Regions from separate parts of the Homo sapiens genome. Here region 2 is linked to region 1. A link is a loop called in an ENCODE intact Hi-C map of the cell type or tissue named here. Cell type or tissue: endothelial cell of umbilical vein. All regions are shown on one strand. Each heading gives the region's core, and the rest is flanking DNA. Links, peaks and the distances in the headings are about the cores only.

Region 1 (7,747 bases), core at 1,396-6,395:
CATTTTGGCCAATACATTTTTGTTCATCTTACACCCACATCCCTTACAAAAGCATAGAATAGTGTGACCCTTCTCCCAGAGCAGTCTGCAGCCACAGACGTCCTGGGACTGCACCAGACTCTCTCTGCCTCACTTTTATTGCTGCTCAACTCTTATTATGGCGGTGTTGGAAATTTGGGAATGCCAAGCCCAATTGCTCTCTATTCTCAGATCATATCATTTAGAGATTATCTTCCCTACCCCCTAGGTTTAGTATGAAAGGGGCATAACACAAGCCTACTTATTTCCAACTCTCATCCCTTGCTTATAAGATCCTAGTTATGGGCGGGCGCGGTGGCTCACGCCTGTAATTCCAGCACTTTGGGAGGCCGAGGCAGGCAGATCACTTGGGGTAGGGAGTTTGAGGCCAGCCTGACCAACACGGAGGAACCCCGTCTCTACTAAAAAAAATACAAAATTAGCCGGGTATGGTGACGCATGCCTGTAATCCCAGCTACTCAGGAGGCTGAGGCAGGAGAATCGCTTGAACCCGGGAGGCGGAGGTTGTGGTGAGCTGTGATCACGCCATTGCACACCAGCCTAGGCAAAAAAAGTGAAACTCTGTCTCACACCAAAAAAAAAAAAAAAAAAAAAAAAAAAAAGATCCTAGTTATGGTGACCATGAACACTACTCACAGTTATAGCATAAAATTTTCAACACCAGATTCCTGAAATACTCATAAACTCAACATTTCCTTTCTATTATCTCTAGTTCCTCTACTTTGAGTTATGAAAGTGTCTTTTTAAAATGCTACCCATGCTTCTTCAGTAACACATTTAGGTTAAGAATATTAAGTCTGGTATATATGGAGAGACTGAGAAGGAGGTAGTGATGAGCAGGTGCAAGGGTAGGAGATGGTGTCAGGGAGGGAGTACAGGAGGAAACACATTAGTTAATACTTCAAAATATTATTCAGCTACACCATGGAATACAATTTAGCCACTAGCAATGGCATTGTAGATTGAAATGCAATGTAACTGAACTATCTTCAAAATATTAAAAATGAAATATTTATATTATAAAATAACGTGAACAGTATAGATCCATTTTATGATTCCAAAGTACCTTTATGCATAGAGGTATCCTAGAAATATATAAAAGTTGGTAACAATGATCATCTCTAGTTATTAATATATGGTTGTGCCTTCCAACTTCTTCTCTCTATTCCTGTATCTCTCTCTTCTATGACTATTCTATTTCTTAACTTTATATAATGAGCATGTTTTCCTTTGCAATAAAAACATCCTCAGTTTTCATTTTTTTCAAAGCTGTGGAGGGCAGAAGAGTGATAGGTAGTAGCTGGAAGGAGATGCAAGGTCAAAGGAGGGTTTGTTTGGAATTGCAGAAGTTTGTTCATGTTTATAACTGAAAGGAAGGAGCCAGTAGAGAAGGAAAGGCTGAAGATATGGAGAAAAAGGGGGTCATTGTTGGGGCAAGGTCTTAAAGAAAAACAGAGGGTATGCAATGTAGGATCAAGAGTACAACTGGAAGGATTGCTGTCATCCCAAAAAGAAACACTTCTTTCTTTAAGAGAGAGAGAAAAAAGATGTATTTGTATACCTAAATATTTATAGGAGAGCAGAAACAGGACTAGGGAGAGTATGAGGAAGCCATGCGAGAGTTCATCCTCCTGGGCATGAGGGTGGGCCTCTCTACAAAGGGCTTGAGACAAATAGCTTGCCAGAGCTTCTATGAGAATAGAAGAACTCATTGAAGACAAGCAAATCATTGCCCTAATTGCCCAATGATACTGAATGAGCAGTTGAAGTAGGGCCTATACTTTTTAAAGGCACCAAGCCACACATTTGTAAAATTTTCTCTGGCTGTGCTCAAAGATCTGAGTACAGGAGCAGAAATAGATTCAGGATCCAAATTTTCAGGGCAGAGTGATTCCAATAAATGGGGGGAAAGGGTTCGAGTTTGTCAGGAGGCTTCATAAATTTTGTAATAGCCAAATAATATATTTGAAGCCCTTGAAAAATGAAAAGCCAAGAGACAGCTCAAAATTATTTTTGTCTTCTGTTTCAATCACTGAGGTCACCTCTCTTTAGAATCATGAAAGTGAACAATAAATAACCAACTCCTTTTTCTAAACGATCTTCTCTGGGAAGCACAAAAGCAGATTCTTGCTTTTCAAAGAAAACAATCATCTTTTCTAGGAATTTTGGACCTCAGAGTAATCCATAAAATAGTTATTGCAATACATTGGCTTCTTATTATTCTTAGGATTCCTTCTCTCAGCATCAAAGGAAGAAACCTCCAGATCAGGTTATGACCTTCCTAATCAGAAAGAACAATGTCTTCCTTTGCAGTAGATGCTTATAAGTCTTCCACCACACTTTCCTGTGGCCTATTGTAATTTTCACATATCATAATCTCTCCGTAATCCTGCCTTTCTAATAGGGGTTTCAGTTTTATCTTCTCAGAGAGAACAACACAATCTAAGAGCTATCTAATTCTTTAGCTTTTGCATTTTTCCCTTCTTAGTATTGGAGCCATTCCAGAAAACAGCTCTAGTCAAAAGGACTATTTACGTCTATCGTCGGACATTATTATTGAGGAAAAACAACTGCACGCAGATGTTGCAGTACTTTTCACGGGCATAGAAATGATCATGATGAAAAAGCGCTGTTTCAAAGATATGAACGGACGTGAAGAAACCCATAAACCCAGGTTTAAATTCAGGAGCAGGCTTTACTTTCTCTTATTCATAGTAAGCCCTGTTGAAAAATTGGAAACAATACTTTACATCACTTATTATTTACACAATTCTTTCCCCAAGTATTCAATGATTTTCTACTGCCTGTCTCTATCAATCAAACTTTAGTCTGCATGCAGAATGTGGGTGATTCACTGGCCCCTGCTTTTAACCTCTCAGGCTATTTTTCAAACCCTTGGAACCAGCTAAGCAGCTTTGCTCATGATTCCTCAAACAGGTCTCAAGTAATACTGCTCAACACCTTTGCTCTTTCTGATGGCTCTCCCTACCCACTCTCCACTTACCCTCTTAGTCAATGCAAGACCACCTTCTCTAGGGACCTCTGCAATTCGCCATCTTCTGTGGTCACTGGTTTCTCTGCACAATTTGAACATAGAACCCTCTGGGACCCTTGTAAAAATACACATTCCCAAATGGTGGTTACCAGAGGCTCGCGCTGATAAGATGGATAGAGAGGTGCTAGTCAAAGGCTACAGCATTTCAATTAGGAGGAATAAGTTCAAGACATGTATTGTACAACATGGTGCCTATAGTAAATAACAATACGTTGTATTCTTGAAAATTGCTTAGAGTACATTTTAAGTGTTCTCAAACCCCCCAAAATGACATGTGAAGTGATGCATATGTTAATTAGCTCAATTGAGTCATTCCACAATGTATTTCAAAAAACTTGTTGGTCATGATAAATATATGCAACTTTTACCTCTCTAGTAGAATAGACAAATAAAATGAATTAAAAAAAAATGAAACAACCTAGTAACCATATATTAAAAAAAAATTCCCAGAATCTCATGACTGACACATCTGTCTATAGTCCAGAGTGCTTCCTCAACTTCAATGTGCTTATGAATCATACAGGAAAATTACTAAATATGCGATTCTGATTCACTAGGTCTTTGACGGGTCTGGCAATCCAACACTTCTAACAAGTTTCCAGGCAATGCCAATGCTGTTGGTCCTCAGTTCACACTGAATAGCAAGGGGATAGTGTAAGACTAGGGAAGTTGTATTATTATTTCTTTTCCAAACAATTTTGATGCAACCAGCCTAGGAACAGTTAATCAATATGCATTTAGGAACTACCACTCCCTACTCTTCTGGCTGTCAGCATGTGCTCCCCTGCTCTATTGCAGTAATTTATCTATGTATATGTTTGACTTGTATCCTCCGCTGTCCTGCAAATTGGTGAAAAGTTCAAGGATATTTGATATCCCTTTGGACTTCTCCATTGAGCAGAATGTCCATAGAGTCAATGGCCAATTAATATATGTTAAAAGAAAATGAATGATAAATTATCGGATAGAAAGTGACTTCAGGCCATGCTCCGTGGCTCATGCCTGAAATCCCAGCACTTTGGGAGGCCGAGGTGAGCGGATCGCCTGAGGTCAGGAGTTTGAGACCCGCTTGAGGTCAGGAGTTTGAGACTAGCCTGACCAACATGGTGAAACCCCGTCTCTACTGAAAATACAAAAATTAGCCAGGTGTGGTGGCGGGTGCCTGTAATCCCAGCTACTCAGGAGGCTGAGGCAGGAGAATTGCTTGAACCGGGGAGGCGGAGGTTGCAGTGAGCTGAGATCGTGCCACTGCACTCCAGTCTGGACAACAGAGCAAGAATCTGTCTGGGGAAAAAAAAAAAAAAAGAAGAAGAAGGACAGTGACTTCAAAGAGGCTGCTATAATAAATGCAGAGTGAAAATGAGAAATGATTTTAAATTTGAGATTTTATTTGAATTTTAACATAGGCTGCTTCCATTAAGTATGAAAGGATGTCCACAGAGTCAATGGCTAATTGAAAGGATACATATTAAAATCCATGGTTCGGCCTCTAGGGTGACACTTCCCAATGTTTCCTGCCATATTTATTATTAATCTGGTCTTGGATCTGTCTTAATTACAAGGTGTCTTGTTTTCTTCTTCTCACACCTGATTTCAGGATGCTGAGGTCAAACGCTCTGCTTTTCAAGTTCCCTGCATTACACTGTACCTTGTTTTGAACACCTGAAATGCATAAAATCTAGGGTTAACATGGATTTTATGTTGTCCTCTGGGGCAGGAAAATATAAAACCTGAGCTCCAGGAATTGCATATTTCCTGTTTTTATTGGTCATAAAGCTTTCATAGTGGGGCAGGTGGCACAAACAGAGACAAAATCGACTAAATCCTAGCAAGTCTCTTTCCCAGATGAGGGCTAGCCTCTCCCTCCATACAAAACCTTATTAAGACACCTGCACAGAAAACCTACTGCAGTACTCAAGCCCATTTTAAGCATGCAATTCAATGGCTTTTAGTAAAGTACCTAGTGGTGGTACATCTGTCTCACTATAATCCAGATTTATAATGTTTCAATCATCACAATAAGATCCCTCAGGCCCCTTCATAGTTAATGCCTGTTTCCACCTCAATTCCAGGTAACCACTAATCTATTTTCTGTCTCTATAGATTTGTATTCTCAGGACTTTGCACACAAGTGGAATCATACTATTACATGATATTTTGTACCTGGCTTATTTCACTTAGCATAATGCATTCAAGGTTCACCCACGTAATAGCCCGAAACAGTGCTTTATCTTATTATTGCTGAATAGTATTTCATTGTATGAAAATACCACATTTTATTTCTCCCTTCACTAATTAATGGAGATTTGAGTTGGCTCCACTTTTTGTCTATTATGAATAATGCTGCTATGAACATGCATGTATATGTTTTGGTGTGGACATATGTTTTCATTTCTTGGGTAGAATTTCATTTCTGGGTTATATGATAAATTTGTTTCACTGATTAAGAAACTGCCAAAGTGTTTTCCAAAATGGCTATACCATTTTACATTTCTCTTAGCAGTGCGTGAGGCTTCTGTTTCTCTGCATCCTCAACAACTGTTATTGTCTACTTTTTTGTTATCACCATCCTTGTGGATGTGAGATAGAACCTCATTGTGGCTTAAACTTGCATTTCCCTAATGACTAAGATATTGGGCAATTTTTTTTATGTGCTTACTGATCATTCGTATATCTTCTTTGCTGAAAAGTTTCAATAGTTACTTTCTTTTTAATGTAAAAGTGTCATAATGGTTCTTATTTCAACTGATTTCATTTATATGTGGATGACAACGTAAAACGTGCAAAGACCAACCATTCTCCAAATAGAAAAGGGCTGAATAGGCTGGGCACTGTGGCTTATGCCTGTATTCCCATCACTTTCGGAGGCCGAGGTGGGTGGATCAGCTGAGGTCAGGAGTTCAAGACCAGCCTGACCAACATGGTGAAACTCTGTCTCTACTAAAAGTACAAAAAACTAGCTGGCCGTGGTAGTGCATGCCTGTAATCCCAGCTACTAGGGAGGCTGAGACAGGAGAATCACTTGAACCGGGGAGGTGGAGGTTGCAGTGAGCCGAGATTGCACCATTGCACCCTAGCCTGGGTGACAAGAGCAAAATTCTGTCTCAAAAAAAAAAAAAAGGCTGAATAATATTAGTAGTAGATATAACAATAAATACATTTTAGGAAATGTATGCTTCATGTTATAGTATGCAATAAAAATGTTTTATTAACACAAAAGTTTTCCATTAATTAACTTGAATTTCAATTGACACAGTTCAGTTTTTTTTTCTTTTTCTTAACTCTCTTTGCCACTCCTCAGTCCTACCCACTATAAACCTAAATACCATGGTAAGCTATTACAGCATTGGGAACAGATGGTGAAGTTTTCCATAAAAGAGAAAGGGAAACAGACCTGTCTGAAGCAAGGTAAGTAAACACAGAGCACATGAATGGTGAGAACGAAAATAGAGTGTTAAGTATAAATTAAAAATAGAAAGCATGATTACTCAACTTGCTTTGGGAAAAAAATCTTTTTAGAAAATGGCTAATAGAAAGTGTGCGTAAATCAAAAAATGTTTAAAAGTCTTTGGAACATGGCCATACAACATTATTGGGGACAATAAGTAAAACATTCAGCAACAGTAAAACAGAGTAGAAGAAATTATCTAGATAATTTAGTAACAATTCACACTTTTATAAGGGAATGCTTTTTGTCTTATTTTGTCTTTATGACAATAAAAAAAGCTGTTGACATAAGTCAAACAAGAGGATAATTATTATTCTCTTTTCCAGTTCTATTTTATGTATAGTCACAAATAGTAAAAGGAAGCCAGACTTTCTTCTTCTTCTTTGAGTTTCTTCTATTAATAAAAAGAGAAAATACGGAGTAATCACTATTGTTACCTACAATACAGGTTATTGCCTTGAACTGAGCCAGAAGACTCTTAGTTTGCTTGTTGCTGTTGTTATTGTTGTGGCTTTTGTTCTTTATTTGTTTCTCTGATTTAATATCCATATTTTGGAAAAAATACATAAGGCTTACTTTAATTTCCATATCCTCTTCACAAAATAGAACAGAAAGTGTAAAGTCTTCTCTTTGTGATGGAAGAATGTTTTTTCAATCTTTGAATTCATGTGTTGTCTTTGGAAAGAACTTCTGTTACTCTTCTAATCACCAATTTAGATAATCACAGGCTTTGTGGAGTGACTATATATACATGTCATGTGTGAACAGCATTAAATGATGGTTATTACTAATAACACCTTACCTTTGTGGGGTTTCCAATGTATAATACTTTAATATACATTGCCTCACATAATAATATATACCTCACAGTATAATTAGGGGAGTTATTATACCCACTTACAGATTTAATAATTGAGACTCACAGAACTTAACTAGCCAAAGAAATACAACCAGTAAGCAAGGATGCCCAGCCTTAAACTTGGCTTCATCTGGTTCCAAATGCTGCACACTTTCAAGATATAACTTTCAGTTCACAGCTAGAAGAGTTCTTCAGAAGAGGCATTAGAATAATAAATCAATATTAATTACTTATTTTAATAATTTACATTTGCATAAATAAGTTATTACATTTCTAAGAGGTACACATAGAGAAACATTTCTTATAGATGTTTCTTTTCATTAAAATCTTAGCGGTGAACAGAATA
Region 2 (7,747 bases), core at 1,300-6,299, 210 kb after region 1:
TCACTAAGCCTGTTTCCTCATCTATAAAATGGGGCAAGTTATAGAGTCTACCTTATAGAGTTGTTGGGAAAATACAATGAGAAAAAATAAAGCAGTTAGGAAATGCACAATGACTCTTAGATATTAATACATTCATGGAATTAAATGTAATTTCATAACCTCTGCCAAATCACCTATACTCTAGGATGCTATATCCTCAATAAAAAATAATAATATGAAGGGTATAAAAAACTTTTATTCTTATGCCATTATAAAAAAATTAAAATGTTATTAGCTAGAAGACAGGACCAGCTACTAAGTAGTTAATACATGTTTAAAATGCTTTCAGCCGGGCGCAGTGGCTCATGCCTGTAATCCCAGCACTTTGGGAGCCTGAGGCAGGGCAGATTCCTTGAGCCCAGGAGTTTGAGACTAGCCTGGGCAACATGGTGAAACCTCGTCTTTACAAAAGATGCAAAAAAATAGCCAGGCATGGTGGCGCACACCTGTAATCCCAACTACACAAGAGGCTGAGATGGGAGAATCTCTTGAGCCTGGGAAGTCAAGGCAGCAGTGAGCGAAGATCGTGCCACTGCACTCCAGCCTAGGCAACAACTCTGTCTCTCTCTCTCTCTCTCACACACACACACACACACACACACACACACTCTCTCTCTCTCTCTCTCTCTCTCTCTCTATATATATATATATATATATATATACATATGCGGTCTGTTTTAAATATTTTAATTAAGACAAATTATTTCCTTCACTTCAAATTTGCCTTAAAAAAGAAAGAAGAATATATTAAAATAAACCAATATAACAAAGGAAGTCCATTTTAAAGCTGTATGTTACATTTCTGTTTTCACCATGAAGGAATAACTGGCACCAGATTGATCTTCCCATCACAGAAAACTAGAATGTAGAAAAAATGTATTTGTAAAATGGCTTTCAAACATTTGGCAGCTGGCTGGGAAGGACTGTGGTCTTCAAGAAAAGAGAAACAAATGAAATGATTTCTCTGATCATCCTGGCTTTCTATCTTGCTATCTTGAAGGCTTTACTGAAAACCAGCACATAGCTCAGATACCCAGAAAGGGCATGACATTCTCCATAAGCTGGAGAGAAATGATGAGAGGGAAGGGAGGGAAAAGGAGAGGGAGGGAGGGAGAGAGGCAGGCAGGGAGGGAGGGAGAGAGGGAGAGAGAGAAAGAGAGAGAGAGAGAGAGTGAGAGAGAGAGAGAGAGAGAGAGAGAGAGAGAGAGAGATCGATCTCGGAACTCAGGAAAGCAAAAGCAGCTAGAATTTGTGGAGCTATGTACCTGAGAAAACTAGGAAAATACCTCCAGAAATCTTCATAAGAGTCTTCTTAAGCCTTTGGCTGAACTCTAACCTGCACGTGCATAGGGTGAGACTCTGAGATTGGATAAAAAACAAGCAGTTGGAAAAGAACAATTATTTCTGGAGCTTAACAAGTAGGAGTTATATCTGTTCTAACCAATCAGTGTAAAGGAAACTTGTTGATCACTAGGGCATTCAGTGGACATTCATGAAAGACTATGTTTCAGAGGAGGACTAAATTAAGCCTATACCCAACTCTACATAAAGTAATAATATAAAGCATGTGGAATAGTATTAAAAAATTCAAGGACCAAATATACAGAAAAATCTGCAGACTTAGAATAAGCAAAGATTTCTTAGCTAGGGCATAAAATGAATGAACAATGAAAGGAAAACAATATGTATCAATTAGACTTCATCAAAATGTAGAATTTCTGCTCTTGAAAAGACACTGTGAAGAAAATAAATGGCAATTTAGAGACTAGAATAATTTTCAATATATCAACAGAGAGGTGGAATACAGAGACTAGATAATCTTTAGAAGATTTGTATCCAGAATGCATATATTTATATATACATAGTCAAATATTACAAATGGCTCATTAAAAAATAGGTCAAAGATTTGAACAGATATTTCACAAAACAAGATAAAGGAATAGCCAATAAGCATATGTTCAATATCATTAGCTATCAGGAAAACACAAACCAACAGTGACACTTCACACATATATAATGGCTAAACTGAGAGTCCTGAGTGTTGGCAAGGGTATGGAGCCATCCAAACTCTACTATATTGCTAGTGGAAAAATGATAAAATCACTTTGGAAAGCAGTTTGACAAGTTCCTGTAAAGATGTACATCTATACATTTACCATGTGACTTGGTAATTTTAATCCTAGAGAAATAGAAACCTATGTCTACACAAAGAATTGTAATTCAATGTTTATAGCAGATTTAAACATAATAGTCAAAAGTCTGCAAACAGTCAAAATGTCCCACCTCAAGGGAATAGATGGCAAATTGTGGATATTCATGACATGGAATACTAGTCAGCAGGAAAAAAGGAACAAGCTACTGTTTTGTGCATGTATCTTGTACAGGAATGAATCTCAGAAATATGCTGAGCAAAAGAAGACAGAAGCAAAAGAGTACATACTATATGATTCTATTATATAACCTTAGAATAGGCAAAACTAATCTAAAGTTATGTAAATTAAACCTGATTGCTAAAGGTGGGAGACTGCAAACAGTCATAAAGAAACTATTTGCAGTGACAAAAATATTCTGTACCTTGATTTAGAAGGTGGTTATACAGATGTATACATTTGTCAAGTTGAACTAAACATTTAAAAGAGACACATGATTATGTGCAATATTGTAAGTTGTATTTGATTATCTATAAGCTATAGTTCAATAACATTAACATTTAAGTTTTCATGAAGAAAATCCTCTTGTGTGAATAAAGAAATAATCCTCTTGTATGAATAAAGGAAAAAATAATAAATAAGATTTTCTTAAATTTATCTTTTTTCTTTTTCTACAAAAAAGGCATTATATCATAGCTATTTAATACAAAGCTTTAGGAATGGAAAAGACCTGTGGTCAAAATCCTAGCATTGTACTTTACTAGATACAGACTTTTGGCCAAGTTACTTTACCTCCCTATACCTCTGCTTTCTCATCTGTAAAATGTGAATAATATTACCTCCTGGGAGAATTATTGTACAACTTCATTGAGACAATGCCTCCAAAGCATTTAGCACAATGCTTGCATATAAGTACTCATTACCTATAGCCATTATTATTTTAAATGCCATTATTAGTTATTTCATCATAGCATGATTTCAGGAGGAACTTATAAGTAAGCATATACGTCAAGTCTATTTATCAAGCCAAAGTAAATAATAAATAATGACTTGATCTTATAATGATATCAATAACTAAAGGCTTAAGCAACAGCTCGAACTTTTAATATCACTTGTTTGCCCCCACTGAAATTACAATCAATGAAAGAAGAATATGGATTTTGATTTCTGAACAAACAAGAATTACTCAGCAGCTCAGTATAACAAAACATAGAACTTCATCTCCAGCAGAGGATGTCCCTGTTGCTAACTAGAATTTTCACACCTTAATAGCTGCAGTGTCTAAAGCTCTTTTTTAGATCATTGTATTAATGTTGCTGGCTTAGATGTCAATTCAATACATGGCATGGAAAAACATTGTCCAACGCAGCGTTTCTTACCCATGGGAGTCTATAAAGCCCAGGGCTTTTCAGGAGTTCTGCTACTTACCTGAAACTGTAGGCAAAGCTGGGCAAATGTATTTATGAATGTATTTTGAGGATGTGGTTATAAGTCAGACATTTAAAAGAGTCTATGAACCAAGCAAAGATAACTTAAAGCATACTTGAGAGACAAACACATTAGTAGCCCTGAAGGTTCCCCAGAAAATATCCAGGAAAACGTCTGAACACCACTATTGTTTTCCTATTTTTAAAAATGGAATTTCATTTGCTATAGTAAAGTGTCTTGGAAATTCCCTTGATGTTGATGATACTAGATTAGTCCATGTGACTGAGTGATCATACGAAGGGTAGCCCCAGATTAAAAGCATTGCATAGAACAAGCTGATCGGAAAGGAATTCTATTTTTAGCCTCCAGCTTTGTCATATGTCTAATTTTCCCTGTGGTTACAGTGGCCCGTTGCCAGTGTCCTCTGAGGATGACTGGGCTGAGGAAAATAGGGATTCGCTTCCTACTGCTGACCACCAACAAAGGCAGGATATATTGGAAATCCTGGCATGAGATGCTATTCTTTATTATGAATATTATTACGTTATTTCATTATTTTTTAGGTGCTGAAGGGCACAGTCTATTTTTGAAACACAGAGGAAGAAAAACAGAAATCTCATATGCTACAAATTTGTAGACTTCAGAACCCAAACAGGACTAACATGCTTTCTCCTTCGCCTTGGAGGTGGAGGGGGTGCTTTGAAGGTTGTCCTGGCATGTTCTAGGCTCTGGACTCCTAGAAAGTTTAGTGACATAATGGGCACCTGTACCTTCATAGGGTTTATCTACCACCCTGTGAAAGTTGTCAGAAGGAGTCACTAATGTTAAGAAAATCCTGACAGATAGGGCCAGTGAAGGCCATGAAGAGAGGATTCTCACACTTGTATGCTTGATAACAACAACAACAAAAATGAGACAATCCACAACCTTCACAAAGACCACAATAACTTTACACAAAATATACTTCTGCCAGGACATCTGCCCAGCAACTGCCTCCCTAACCTCGACTGTCGTCACTCTTGTTATTGATCTTTGTTACAAAGGATAATTATTTCAAAACAATTAAGTAATACTCCTGAGTTTTTCCCTTTAAAAACCTTTGTCTTCCTTTACCTCCCTGAATATGCACATATTTACTATGGCATGCATATATTCCCATCGCAATATTTTATTCCCAAATAAGTGTTTTCTTTTAGAAAGCCTCTGTTTGTTTTTTAGGTTGGCAATCCTTTCAAGTGCATATATCTTACCAAGACTTCCAATAGATTTTCCATTTCCTGTTCATCCATTCCAATAATAACAGTATCACCCATATAGCTGACCAGTGTAATGTGCTGCAAAATACCAAGGTGACCCATATCCCTTCAGACTTTATTCTGATTATGGGAGGAAAATTAGTTTGGCCTTGGGACAAGACTATAAATATATACTGTTTTCTATCCCATGCAAATTTGATTCTGTACTGTTTCTGGTTGTCCTTCCTAAGAGTGATGGAAAAAAAAATGTATTAATTAAGTCAGTGGTCACATGCTATGTACCAGAAGCCATATCAATCTGCTCTAGCAAAGATACAGTATCTACCACCACTGCTGCCATCAAGAGGCTTCTAGTTGATGGAGTCTGTGATATCCTACTGTCGTTCAACAGAGTCTGTGCAGCATTGTAGCAGGCCCGAGAATGGTGGGTTAAACAGAGACATGATGGGGATCATCATTCTTGCAGCTTTTAGCTCTTTAAAGTTGGCATCAATTCTGTCATTCCCCCTGGAATTCAGCAGCATTATTTTTCATTTACCTCGAGTAACATTTACTGCTTTTGGTAGACAGATCTGAGTTTTTATACACACATAAATTTTTGTAACTATACTGTATGTAGGATACAGGATAATTCCAACACACCGAAGAATTCTCTTGTGCCGTCTCTTTCATTCCAATCCCCCACAACATGCACACATAGACACATAGACACATATCTAACCTCTAACCTCTGGCAATCACTGAGCTATTCTCTCTCTTGCCTTTTCCAGAATGCCATGTAAATGTAATCATACACAAGTAATTTTTTGAAACTGGATTTTTTCACTTAATAAAATGCATTTAAAATTAACCCAAATTGCATATAACAATGATTCATTCCTTTTTCATTGCTGAGTAGTATTCTATTGTGCAGATGCACCATAGTTTATCCGTTCATCTACTGAAGGACATTTAGATTGTTTCCAGTTTGGTAAAATTATACATTTTAGAGCTGTTTTAAACATTTATGTACTGATTTTTATGTGAATCTATTTTAAAATTTTCCTGGGTTAATGTATTTATCATCTATTGCTATGTAACAGATTATGCCAAAACTCAACAGCTTAAAACAATATGAATTTATTTCTCTTTATTTCTTTGATCAGGAGTCTGGGCATGGGATGGCTGTGTCTTCTACTTCAAATCTCTCACAGGATGCAATCAAGTTTTATCAACTGGCCTAGGGAAGGATTCAATTCTTAGGTCTTCCATGGTGGTTAGTAAGACTGTTCCATGTGGCTTTTGGATGGTCTGAACTCATTCAACATTGTCAGTGGGTAGGTTTTCTGACCTTCAGTTGCATATCCAATTGGCATGTCCACTTCTCTGAGCCTTTTGAACCCTTCCTCTACCATTTTCCATGGCAATCCTGGCATTGCTACTTCACTTAGTAGTGGCTATCACCTTTTACTTGTTTTCTTTTCTTTCTTTCTTTTTTTTGAAATGGAGTCTCACTCTATCACCCAAGCTTGAGTGCAATGGCGCCATCTCAGCTCACTGTAACCTCTGCCTCCCAGGTTCAAGTGATTCTCATGCCTCAGACTCCCCAGTAGCTGGGATTATAGGTGTGCACCACCACACGAGCTATTTTTTTGTGTGTGTATGTATTTTTAGTAGAGACAGGGTTTCACTGTGTTGGCTAGGCTGGCCTCAAACTCCTGACCTCAAGTGATCTGCCAGCCTCAGCCTCCTAAAGTGCTGGGATTACAGGCGTTAACCTGTAAAAGGAGGCCCGGCTTCCTTTTACTTGTTTCCAAAAGTCATTCTAGCAGCATATTAGTACCATCTCCCAAGGTTGCTACCAAGGTATAAAATCCTACACTACAGGAGGGATATCCTGTATCAACACACTCTACTTCATCCAACTTTACATATTATCCCCCTTGATCCACTACCCTCAAGATCCAGACCCAGATATACTACCCTGGCTAGGTCCTGCAACTCCTTCTGTCCATAGTCAGTGTCTTCCTTAACTAATTTATCACTTCCTCAGCTGGGCCAATGCCACATTGCATTTCAAATCTATTAGTCTATTGGCTAGCAGAAGAGGTGAGAGTATCATCTGAGATTAATCAAATGCAGATAAACCTCATCAGTAAAAAGTGGGCTACTTCTGCAGGGCCAGAATGTCCAAAGAGATTCAAGACACTCATGTGCATCAGCCCAGGTATAACCAACCCAACTTTCAGGGTCTCACTCTTTCCCAATAAAGGCCCTGACGATGGCATAATAGATCTGTTGGGATTAAGAACTTGACTTTCTCTGGAGCTTAGCTACTCTTGAAATTAAGTTCTATGTTATAATCACCTTTTTCTGTCCACTAGCTAGAGATGTGAAACTTTATATGTTGCTATGGAGACTGGCTTTCAAGCTTTACCTTATATTGATTATTCATCACAGGCTTTTTGTTATTTTCTAATAAATTGATAACCATCATAAATAAACATCCAATTCCACAGTATTTATAATTAATACCCTCCTCCAACTTCTAAAATGGATAAAACAGTGTTTCTCTAAGGACATTTTCTTTCACTGATTTCCCATCACAGTCAGCTTCCTGGGTCCACTTTCAGTGCAACTTCTAATACCAACTGTCATAGGTCAGGTTCACTAGGAAATAAACATTGAGATTCTGAGTTTTATGTGTAGCAAGTTCATTGGAGAATAAGGAAAGCAGGATTTGGGATAGAGAAGTGTTTAACTGTGAGGCAATGCAAGAGATGCCTCAACCAATCCAGTCGGGGGTTTTAGAACTTGGAGAGTCCTTCAGAGTGATCCCCTTGGAGCAAGAGGACAGAGCTTTGTGCTCTTATGTCAACCAGTCATTGGATATGG

What was found. Peaks named below come from ENCODE experiments on the same cell type or tissue, not always from the same donor. Only the 100,000 strongest peaks of a DNase experiment are listed, where the experiment ranks them.
Region 2: a loop joins it to region 1, with 10 times the contacts of the local background. A loop is called at or near these places in 1 of 110 quality-filtered maps.

Annotation. Positions count from the first base shown.
Region 1 is chr17:70,036,437-70,044,183 of GRCh38, reverse strand. All of the region lies in intron 1 of LOC105371881 (a long non-coding RNA gene), which reads left to right. It overlaps LOC124904053 (a long non-coding RNA gene), which reads right to left. Exons shown (of 2, transcript XR_007065891.1): 2 at 4,462-4,756. It overlaps LOC112267896 (a long non-coding RNA gene), which reads left to right and starts at 6,416. Exons shown (of 5, transcript XR_001752989.3): 1 at 6,416-6,502. In endothelial cell of umbilical vein, for the core only: no CTCF peak of the experiment used is centred there; DNase peaks (open chromatin) are centred at 2,463 and 3,643; H3K27ac peaks cover 2,649 bases.
Region 2 is chr17:69,824,526-69,832,272 of GRCh38, reverse strand. All of the region lies in intron 3 of LINC01483 (long intergenic non-protein coding RNA 1483), which reads right to left. Among named protein-coding and RNA genes, the nearest start is that of LINC01497, 130 kb to the left of the region's middle. In endothelial cell of umbilical vein, for the core only: no CTCF peak of the experiment used is centred there; a DNase peak (open chromatin) is centred at 4,012; H3K27ac peaks cover 1,555 bases.